3 separate regions of the Homo sapiens genome follow, and regions 2 and 3 are each linked to region 1. The links are chromatin contacts, found by Hi-C or POLR2A ChIA-PET in ENCODE. All regions are on one chromosome and are shown on one strand. The core of a region is the stretch at or near the end of the contact, and the rest is flanking DNA. Distances in the headings are between cores, read along the strand shown. Region 1 has its middle 140 kb from the start of HEMK2. Region 2 holds the start of LINC00113 (long intergenic non-protein coding RNA 113). Region 3 has its middle 63 kb from the start of ADAMTS1.

The links. Hi-C counts contacts between places; a loop is a spot of excess contacts on that map. ChIA-PET counts read pairs that join two places held with the same protein, here RNA polymerase II (POLR2A). Pooled maps may share reads with other maps.
Region 2: a map of esophagus squamous epithelium shows a loop between it and region 1 (4-fold over the local background). The contact joins the promoter of LINC00113 here to the enhancer-like site in region 1. A Hi-C loop is called at or near these places in 1 of 168 maps with a recorded cell type or tissue (esophagus squamous epithelium). POLR2A ChIA-PET finds 5 or more read pairs at or near these places in 2 of 52 experiments (IMR-90 and endothelial cell of umbilical vein).
Region 3: a map of dorsolateral prefrontal cortex shows a loop between it and region 1 (2.9-fold over the local background). The contact joins two enhancer-like sites. A Hi-C loop is called at or near these places in 2 of 168 maps with a recorded cell type or tissue (aorta and dorsolateral prefrontal cortex) and 8 of 50 pooled maps.

What each region holds. Positions count from the first base shown.
Region 1 is chr21:28,743,951-28,747,490 of GRCh38, reverse strand. It overlaps a transcript of HEMK2 not described here. Among named protein-coding and RNA genes, the nearest start is that of HEMK2, 140 kb to the left of the region's middle. RefSeq lists an enhancer at 1,791-1,880. Within about 2 kb of position 2,275, at least 10 of the 41 ENCODE cell types and tissues checked have a DNase peak (open chromatin) inside an H3K27ac peak, as active enhancers do; they include IMR-90 and endothelial cell of umbilical vein, where a contact is called at or near this core.
Region 2 is chr21:27,720,422-27,723,704 of GRCh38, reverse strand. It overlaps LINC00113 (long intergenic non-protein coding RNA 113), which reads right to left and starts at 1,326. Exons shown (of 4, transcript NR_024357.2): 1 at 1,292-1,326.
Region 3 is chr21:26,781,065-26,784,480 of GRCh38, reverse strand. No RefSeq gene overlaps it. Among named protein-coding and RNA genes, the nearest start is that of ADAMTS1, 63 kb to the left of the region's middle. Within about 2 kb of position 2,105, at least 3 of the 41 ENCODE cell types and tissues checked have a DNase peak (open chromatin) inside an H3K27ac peak, as active enhancers do.

The DNA of each region.
Region 1 (3,540 bases), core at 1,026-3,525:
CACAGGATCCCCCAAATTAATTTTCATATGTATTTTCATCATTAGCCATTGGCTTGGAAGGTTTTAAAGTCATTCTGTGTCAACTTCAATTAAATCCCACGAGACTCAGAGAAACTGATCTGGCAGGAACCTGCTCCTGCATTTTTACAGATAAGTACATTAGGGCTCCATGAGGTCCAATAGCTGGACTGCGGTCAAACAGGAAGACAGAATGGGCTCCTCCATCCGGGCCTTGCAGGACAACTCTAGATTTGCTTCTCGCCACCCAGAAACTTTCTCCTCCCAGGTCATAGCAATTCCCATATCTAAGTATGACTTTCAGTTCATCTTTTCCCTTCTGTTCCACATTGAAAACATCAGGTACACCTGTAGACTCCATGGCCACAACAAACCTGGATCTTCTAGATCTGTCCATTTCCATTGCTAGTCAAAGGTGGTGTCTCTTGAGCCTCTATATTGCACGTGATTTCTCACTAGGTATCTTGCTTCTACGTTCTCTGCACCATAAATTCCTGTCTCCATGGAGCAGCCGGAGTGATCTTTTTGATAGTCTCAGAGCCTTTTAAGAACTTCTCTTCCCACCTGGTAAAAAACCTCATTGCACAGCCCTGGCTTATCAAGCCCTCCATGCTGTGGCTGTGTTTGGCTCTCAGCCCTCCCTCTTCCACCCTCTCCCTTCCCTTCTCACCCCTGCCAATGGCCTTATTTGTGTTCTTCAAGTATGTTGAAATGCTTCCCTTCTCAAAGTTTTTGCACTAGCTCTTCATATCTTTCTGGAATGTTCTCCATAGATCATCATATAGTTTTTTTTTTTTTTTAGATTGGCCCTACTTTAATAGCAACTCTTCTTGGACCACTCAATGTATGATAGCCTCTCAGTCACTTTCTATCACGTCACCCTATTTTGATTTCCAGTATAGTTATACATTTTATAAGCTACATTTATCACTCATATATTCCCTTAAAAATATTTATTTTCCGTTGCTCATCTCCCTACCTGCACACATGGTCGTGAGCAAAGAACTTGCTTGTCCTACTGATCTCTGCATTCTCAGTGCTCGGTGATATTTGTTGAATGAATGCAGGGCAATGCTATGTCTATGCTTTATGTCATTATCTTCTGACTCACTGCAAAGACAGGAGTCCCCCACGGGCAAGGAACATACTAAGAGTAGTATGTACCTCATGTTGTTATTGAGACATTTCAAAACATGTAAACATATTTACAGTGATGAAGTATACAGAATACTGCCTGCCACAGAAAAAGCTCCAAATAAATATCAGCTGTTGTTACTGTAGGATGTATACATATTTTTATTTATATTCATATAGTTTTGTTATACATATAAAACAAAACGTTTTATCAGTTTTTATTACTTACACATGTCTACATTATATATGGTGTTAGCTATTGTTATTCTGTTATTTGATAGAGTATCCAATAAAATATGTTACAAGATTTTGCTAAATACCATAAACTAAATGCCGACCACTTTTTTCTCACCTGGCTCTATTTCAGGATTCAGCCAGGTTTCTCTGTCTGGGAGTGTTAATGTTTCTTAGCTAAGCAGCTGCAGTATCTGCGGTTACTGAAATCGTCCTGAAGGTGGCAGCGGAGAGCTAAGGTTTGGAAAGTGCTCACATGTTCTTGTATACATGCTGGGATAGGATTTGAAGGGGGTGAGAAAAGTTATTCCATGGGGCTGTTTTTGCATCTTCAAAATTCCTTTCATCATTATTATTGTTGGGAAGGGGTGTGTTATATGTCGGGAAGCTGCTCAAATGCAAATGATATCTGGGAAGTGGCAGCCAGCTATTATTCATGAAACCTCAGGCAACGTGAGAGCATTAGAGCATTCATCCAGATGCAGGAAAGTGGAACTGCTGGTGAGGTGAGATAGAGGGCAGGTAAAGGGAAGAAAAGGGCTTGGTTTTGGATGGGCGTTTTCTTGGTTCCGAGGACTTCTTGATCTGTGGAGAGGGGTACAGGCAGGAGAGGTCAAAGCTGAGCCCTCTAACTGACGGGGCCAGGGCAGGGCCCCTCTCGTCCGGGTCTAAGGCAGTAAACTCCTGGAACAATCTCATACAACATCCATCTGCTTGTTTAAATAACAAGCCGATTCTATCATGTCTATGTGTACAAATCAGACTCTCTGGGGAGTAAGTATGTGAAAGGAGACTGGAAATATCGTTAACGATTTTCAGACATTTTCTCCAACTAAATCTGAAATACTGCATACTGACCACGAGATGACAGTATTGCACCACTAAATGCTTACACCACAAGCTTCCATCTTGTAAGCTCTTAGAGATCTAACACAAAATCACTGTGCTTCCCACTCGCAGCAGTCATTGGAATTATGCTTATAAACAGCAATTTTTCTTTATTTGCACTTTTTCCATAAATGAGGAATACATTTTTTGCCAATAGTGGCTACTGTATGTATACTTCGGTTATTGTCTTGGGAAAATGGGTGTTGAAAAAATTGAATTGTCTGTGACTCTACACATTTTATAATTCAAAATTTGTGAATAAAATTAATCAGCATGTGAGTTAAAGTGCAGTATTCCTTCAGCTAGAACTGCAAGACCAAAAAAACCCCATAAAAGTGTTTGGTTTATAATTTACTGTTTTTAATTTATGGTCTATAGTAAGATTTTCTAAAAGCATGAAACAGAATGGTTCTAACATATGGTTTTATATAGTTTACATATTTATAACCATGTTTATCTAAAATAGCTCTCTGTAATGCATTTATGTGGTTGAAGAGTTTGAAAAGGTGATTATCAAATGAAATAATGTATGTAAAATACCCAGCTCAAGCCTCACACATGGCAGGAATCATAATAAATAGAGGCTCTTGTTTCCTTTATTAAGAAGAAATCATAAATTAGTGGATAAGTGCAAAAATCCTTTGCTACTATGAAACAGGAGAGGCCAAACAGTGAGATATCATAGAGTGAGTTGCCTCTTATGCCTTTCTAGTTGAGTAGTCAGAGAATGAAAAACTACTTAAGGTTCTACCCTTCCACAGACACTGCAGATGAAAGTGTTCGGCAATTAACCATGAATGACTTTCAGGAACAGCAAATCCATGCTTTTCTATTTTACTCAACTTGGATTACATCTGTAGTGCAAATTTAAAAGAACACTTCTGGGGACAGTTTTTCCCAGGATCTATTTATTGTCTCATTTTTTTCTTTTTTTAATTGTTAATTTATTTTATTTTTGTAAAATATTTTAATGTTTATTTTAGGTTCAGGAGTACATGTGCAGGTTTGTTATATAGGTAAACTCATGACTCAGGGGTTTGGTGTACAGAGTATTTAATTACCCAGGTACTAAGCATAGTATCAGATAGTTTTTTCTCTTCTGAACCTCTCCCTCTTCCCAGCCCCCACCCTCAAGTAGGCCTCAGTATCTGCTATTTCCCTCTTTCTGTCCATGAATTCTCATTATTTAGCTCCCACTTATTAGTGAGAACATGTGGCATTTGGTTTTCTGTGTTAGTTTGCTGAGGATAACAGCCTCCAGTTCCA
Region 2 (3,283 bases), core at 77-2,576, 1.0 Mb after region 1:
TCTAAAACACAGGTTTTTGATCACTTCAAAGATTGTGTCATTAGAGATATGGAGAGCTAAAATGTTCATGAATATCAAGCAGAACATGGACTAAACTAGTAGAAGACTAAAATAATTCTTTTATGAGTTTTTGCTTAAAATGTTGTTAATCCTTCGTTTTTAAAAGACAAGAAAATTTTCTTTTGCATTATTTACAGCTTTTAAAGAATTGAGTAAATAAATTATACTACTATCAACATAATTTGAAGCATAATGTTTTTTCTTCCTACCTGATTTCTCCTGAATTTGAAAACTATTTGTGAATATTCTTAACTCATGGCAATACAGTTATTTGCATAAATGCAATATGAATCTATTTTCTTTTGCAACAGGACACAATTAGAGACACTGGTTATTTTATCAAGGCTTTGACTGAAATAATGTGCATTTCTTTAAGGAACCAAATTTGACTTATAGAGACAATAAAACCCCTTGGGAAAACTGGCCTCACACCTTGTCTACACAGTCCCTGTACAGGGTTCCTGACATAAGTAAAAAATGTCACTTTCTGGAAAATGATTATTCTTGCTGTGATTCATGCAAATAATCTGGCCAAGTGTAATAAGACTAGAACTTATTTTGCAAGCACATCAGTCCTATCAGGATTTATTTTTCATAAAAATAAGATCTGGAGAGAGAAAAATTATGTTTGAAGAACTATGGTACACCTGTGATTAAGTTCTAGCCTCATCAGTTGTTTTTGAGTTTTTGTCTGCAATTTAGACTCACCCTACTTACTCCAGTGAACCAACTAGTAGTGATCTCTGGCTGCAGCTCAGAAGAAACAAAAGGGATGGGTAATGAAAAAATCTGCTTCAGTATTGCAATTCTTGGCACATATTGGAATTGGCTAGCACCCCCACACGCCCAATTCTTAGCAGTTATGACTATAGCCACCAGCTACCTGGGTGTGTCAGCTGTCATCACCCCCTTACTTCATTTTAACATTCTGCTAAATCTAATAACCTGATTTGTCTTCTCTTGCCTTCAGGCCATCAAGCTCTAGATGATCATTATTGAGGGATACCATCCTCTCAATATTTAAGAGTCACCCTCCTGCAGGAGACCCCTAGACTGCCCATCAGTGAGACATGACAGAAGTAAAATCCTGCCTGTGTCTCCTTTGGACCTGGCTGGATACTGCTTTCACCAGCTCACAAAGCAAACCCTTCCCTGGCAACTAGCCAAAGGCCAAGACCCACAGAACCACCATTGCCCCTCTGTGAGAAGGAAGCAGTTACAGAAGACTGACCTTCATCCATTTTTCTCCAAAGAATTGAGGTCTTGGACTCTTGAAAGGGAAGTTGTTACAGTAGGTAGCTAGTCACACACAAGAAGGGTAGGAGAGCACTCCCACTCTAGGAATGTCAGGCATCCATCAGGTGATGGTCAGGTGGTTAGTAAACCATCTCTCTAAATAACAAATGGTCACAGCCAGTGCCAGGGAAAGGCAGTCTCCCAAGAAACAGAAACACCTGAAACTGGTGATAAGCAGCTTTCTAATAAGATCTCAGGAGTTGAGTGAGTGGGCTTGGGCATGTGCACTAAGAGGTAAAATGGAAGAGTTTAACTGGTATATTACCACCAAGGGACATTTGGCTGGTAAGGGGAGAACACCTCAATTGAGCATGTGTACAGGTCCAGTAAACACACTGTGCATGCTCCCCTCCCAAGTGCTGGCAGTTCACTGCACATGTGACAGCCCACCCCAAGGGAAGAATCAGGAGAGAAGGGATGCGAGATCCTGGAAGTATGCTAATGTATAAAATCCCAAGTCCAAAGGTCAAACCGTGCACTTTATCTCTCATGTCACCCACTTGTTCCTCTTCCAAGTGTACTTTACTTCCTTCCATTCCTGTTCCAAAGACTTCTGATAAACTTTCACTCTTGCTCTAAAATTTGCTCTGGTTTCTCCTTCTGCCTCTTTGGTCAATTTGTTTTTCCTGAAGAGGAAAAAACTAAGGTTGCTGCAGACCCATATGAATTCAGTAACATTATTGGTGCCATACATTTTAAATCTACTTATAAATTTTATAATTCAACCTTATATTTTTTGCATTAAATTGTCAATTTTCTTTTAAAGAAATTAAAAGAAAGCTCTTATTTTTAGTGGTCTTTATTTCTTCCTGTGAATCTCTGTCACTGTCTATAGTCATTTCACTTTATTCTGAAGTATTTATTTTAGCATTTCTTATAGTACAGAACTTGAGAAATATATCTTCTCAGCTTTCGTTTACCTAAAATATATATTTATTTAACCAAATAAGTTATTTTTGACTTGATGCAGCATGCTGATTTAAAATTTTTGTTTTTATTTTAAGGAATTTAAAGATAAGATTCCTTTTCTTCTTATTTTCATTTTTTTAATGTGACATTAGCAATTATTTATGTATTTGTTCCTTTGTAAATTTTGTGTATTCTCTCATTTACTGTTTCCAATACTTTTATTTTTGTCTTTTTTTCCCCCTAAGAGGGAAAAGATGTACAAATGAGATCTCATCCTTGCCATTCTCCTTTTCAAGGGCCAAACTCCATCCAGGATTTGCTCATTTGTGTCTAGTCTCCAATGTCTTCAAACTTTTTTTAACTCTATTTGTTCAAAGCTTATTTGTTACTTATTTATTTATCGACTTATTTATGTATTGGAGACAGGTTTTTACTCTGCTGTCAGTGCTGGAATTTAGTTTATTTATTCTCTTTCTAATGGATAGTCTGATACAAGCTACTCTAAAATTTCTGCAATCAGAACCACTACTATATGTTTGCTTTTGCAATTATATTCGGAAATACCTTCTAGAAAATCTGGGATACATAGTGAAAATGTGGGCAAAGTCTTCATTCATAGAGGTTTTCAGTAACTAGATTAGTCTGTTTTCATCACTGTAAAGGAATACCTGAGACTGGGTAATTGATAAAGAAAAGAGGTTTATTTGGCTCATGATTCTGCAGTCTGTACATGAAACATAGTGCCAATATCTGCTTCTGGTGAGGGCCTCAGGAAGCTTACAATTGATGGAAGGCAAATGGGGAGCAGATATATCACATGATGAGAGAGAGGAAGAGAGAGGAGAAGAAGGTGCCAGGCTCTTTTATACAACCAGATCTCACTTGAACTCAAATTGAGAGCTTACATATTACTTCAAGGATGGCACCAAGCCATTCACGAGGGATTTGTCCCCATGACCCAAACACCTTCCACAGGCCCCACCACTAACTTTGGAGATTACATTTCAACATGAGATTT
Region 3 (3,416 bases), core at 856-3,355, 2.0 Mb after region 1:
CCACTTCTGTTTCTTCCAAAGATCTCAACGGGAAAACATTTTTACTTTCCCAAATATCTTTTTAAAGTCAATGTTTGATGTTCATGCAGTCATCAAGTTAATACATCCATAATTATTTTATCTAAATAACAATATATTTCCCCCTATTCGGGGCTTCCCATTACCCAAGTTCATGGATAAGACCTACCAGAAATAGTTAAGTAAACAAAGAAAGGAACCATAATAGCATATCTCTATTATGCTTTTGATAAAATTCCATTGAGTAAAGTTAAATTCATCACTCTGTGAGGGTGTATGTTTGTAATATTTATTATAGTCTTTTTAAGAAAGTCTCTGTGATTCATTTTGGAATCTTTTCTTAGGCATTTTTTTCTGACAGGGCCAGTCTTCTTACAGCCTGCCTTGGAAAGGAAGTTTTCTATGCAGCATTTTCTATAAATTCTCTTCAAAATTTTCCTACCAAGAAATTTCCCTAAGACAATGTTCCTGTGAATAAAACCATACTCTGCCTGCCAAGAATCATCATTTTGGAAAAAGAAACAACATCTTAGCAACAATCTTCTAAGTCTTAGAATCTGAGGGAACATTCCAGGATATAGTCAGTATAACATATTTAAGTGGCTTCTTTAGAGTTATGGCACATGATTAACATATTAAATAATCTTGTTTTCAGAATCACAAAGTCATTTTGGGGATAACGTTTTTAAAGTGTTCAAATACTGTCTAAATCTGTGTGTGTGTGCACATGCATGCCTGTATTGATATTTGGAATACATCCAAGTATATTGACTATTTTAAGTCAGGCTTGGTCTCTTGAGTCAGACAGACCTGAATTCCAGTGCTAACCTGGCTCTCCTCAACTTCAGTCTGTTCTTGATTAAGCTACTAAACCTCTGTAAGTCTGAGGCTTTCATCTGCAAAATAGTACCCCTGAACAGGTTACTTAATATATGGCTGATATATATGATAAGATATGTAAAGTCCTCTATGTAATGCCTTTTCCCCATAATAAGTACTCAAATGTAAGCTAGATATTTATTTTAAAATAATTTACTTGAAGCACAATCAGACAAGTACTGTCTTCTGGGCAATTTTAGCAAAGCATGTCATTCAGATGAGAAAAAAAACTATTTTGCCCTTTAAACTTATTGAGGTCTTAACTGAGAATAGACTAGTTTTTATAAAATATAAGCATCTTTTCAATTGTGTAGCTTTACTTTGAATATTAAATTATACACTTAACAGTGTTTGTTGAGAACCAAAAAGTTTTTTTTTTATAAAAAATTCACTTCAAAATTTCCACCTTTAAAATATTATACACAGTTCTTCATTGAAAGGAATGGTGCTTTATTCAAGAGTCATTATATCAGGGATGACATTGTTGAATTAGCTTTAAAAGTAAGGCCAAATGAATGTGGGAAGAAGGTAATGAGAGAGAGAAGATCATTAGCTCAGGAGAAAGAGCAGTTAGTGTTGTCATGTCTGGGCTGAGACAAAGTTAGTCAGATTGTCCTGCCAAGGAAATGTCGTGGGGAGGAATTATATTGTCCGGGAAAGAGTCCTAAGAGGAATGTTCCTCTAAAGTCCATGCTAATATCTGCTATTTTGGGTATTAAGACTGTACTCCACTAAAAAGAAACTGCTACATATGTGCCATTTTACCAATAAAAGCCATCAAGTTCTCCTACTAGTGACATGCTCTGGTTTGAACATAACTAGACTAAAAATGTCAAGGGAAATGAGTGTTGGGCCTCAATTATTTCTAATTTCCATGCAATTAGTCTCTCCCCAAACCAGAATTTGGGATCTGTACTGGACTGTCCTGGAATTTTTCCTAAAGTATTCTCTACCAGCCGCCCAAGAAGCTCTGGATAAGCTCTTGGAAAGTTACAGACTTAGACTCCTAGAGATGGGATTGGTCCTGGATTTGGCTGCTATTTAGAGAACTCAGTCCAGTTGAGTTTCAAATCTCTTGGGTGTGACAGTGACTGCAGTTCATCAGTAGAATGTAGACATTTGAGTCTCTGGAGCTGAAGTTGATGGAGATTCATTCTGGATTGCCTAAAGAGTGATTTCCCAAATCCCCGAGAGGTTGCGGCTGTTTTACTGCAAACCCACACTTTACAAGTGAAGAAAGAAATTACAGAATCCAAACAGCTGACCCAAGGCATTCAGATTTGCAACAGACACCATAGTGAACCGAGGTTAAGAATTACCTTTTGGAAAATGCTAAGAATCTTATCCAGAGGTAGTTGGAAAGAAATTGTGATCAAAGCTCATTATGAAATGGAACTGCATGGATAGGACAGGGCAAGTCATAAGTTTCTCAAAACTGTAAGGCAAAGGATTAAAGTTTGGGAAGCATGATAGATTAATTGCATTTATGGTCCCAAATGATGAGTATCCATACCCTTCATGATGTGGTCTTGCGAACCACTCCAATAAAGAGATTGAGTCTGTTTCCTCTCCTCTTGAACCTTGAAAGTCATTTTAGTCAATAGGTTATGTCAGAAGTCAATGTATGCCAATTCCTAGCCTAGGCTTCAAGAGACCTTTTGAGCTTCCACTTGCCTGTTGGAACTTTGCCTTAATCAGAATACAAGCCTGGGATAATATCCAGAAAAGCATTAACATAGCAAGCCTGAGACTGCTATCCTTGGAAACACCTACGTGCAAGATGGGCCCTCAGCTGGCATCTGGAAACTTGGATTTTGGGAATGTTCCCACCACTCTAATTGGTAAGAGTGTCTCACTAGACCTAAACTGTGCAAACCGCATGGTTTATGCTGAATACTTGCTGCCATTCTGAGATTCTGGAGTTTTGGTATGAGCCAGGCAGAGGGTGCTTATGTAACCAGCCCCTAATACAAACTCTGGACACAGAATCTCCAATGAACTTCCCTGGTAGACAACATTTCAAATGTGTGGTTACAATTCATTGCCAGGAGAATTAAACATATCCTGTGTAACTCCACTGAGAGAGATCTCTTGGGAGCTTATTCCTGGTTTTCTCAGGACTTTGCCCCACATGCCTTTTGATTTTGCCAATTTTGTTTTGTATCCTTTTCCTATAATAAATCATAGCCATGAGTATGAGTATATGAGAAGTCCTATGATTCCTGCTAGAATCAATGACTCTGAGGAAGAGTCTTGGGGACTCCTGACACAGATGATCTATTGAGGAATGAGAGACATATGAAACAGAAAATTTTCTTGCCTGAGACCATCCTGGATCAGCTAACAGCCACCTGACTGCCAGATATGCATGTGAATGGGTCTCAGATGAACTTCCAGAGATGAGAACAAATCTGTATTTGTTTGTTACTTAGTGGTAATGAGTGTAGTGTTGGCCAGCCAAGCCCAGCCAAGATCAGCAGACCCAGCCAAGTGTGGTGGCTCACACCTGTAATCCCAGC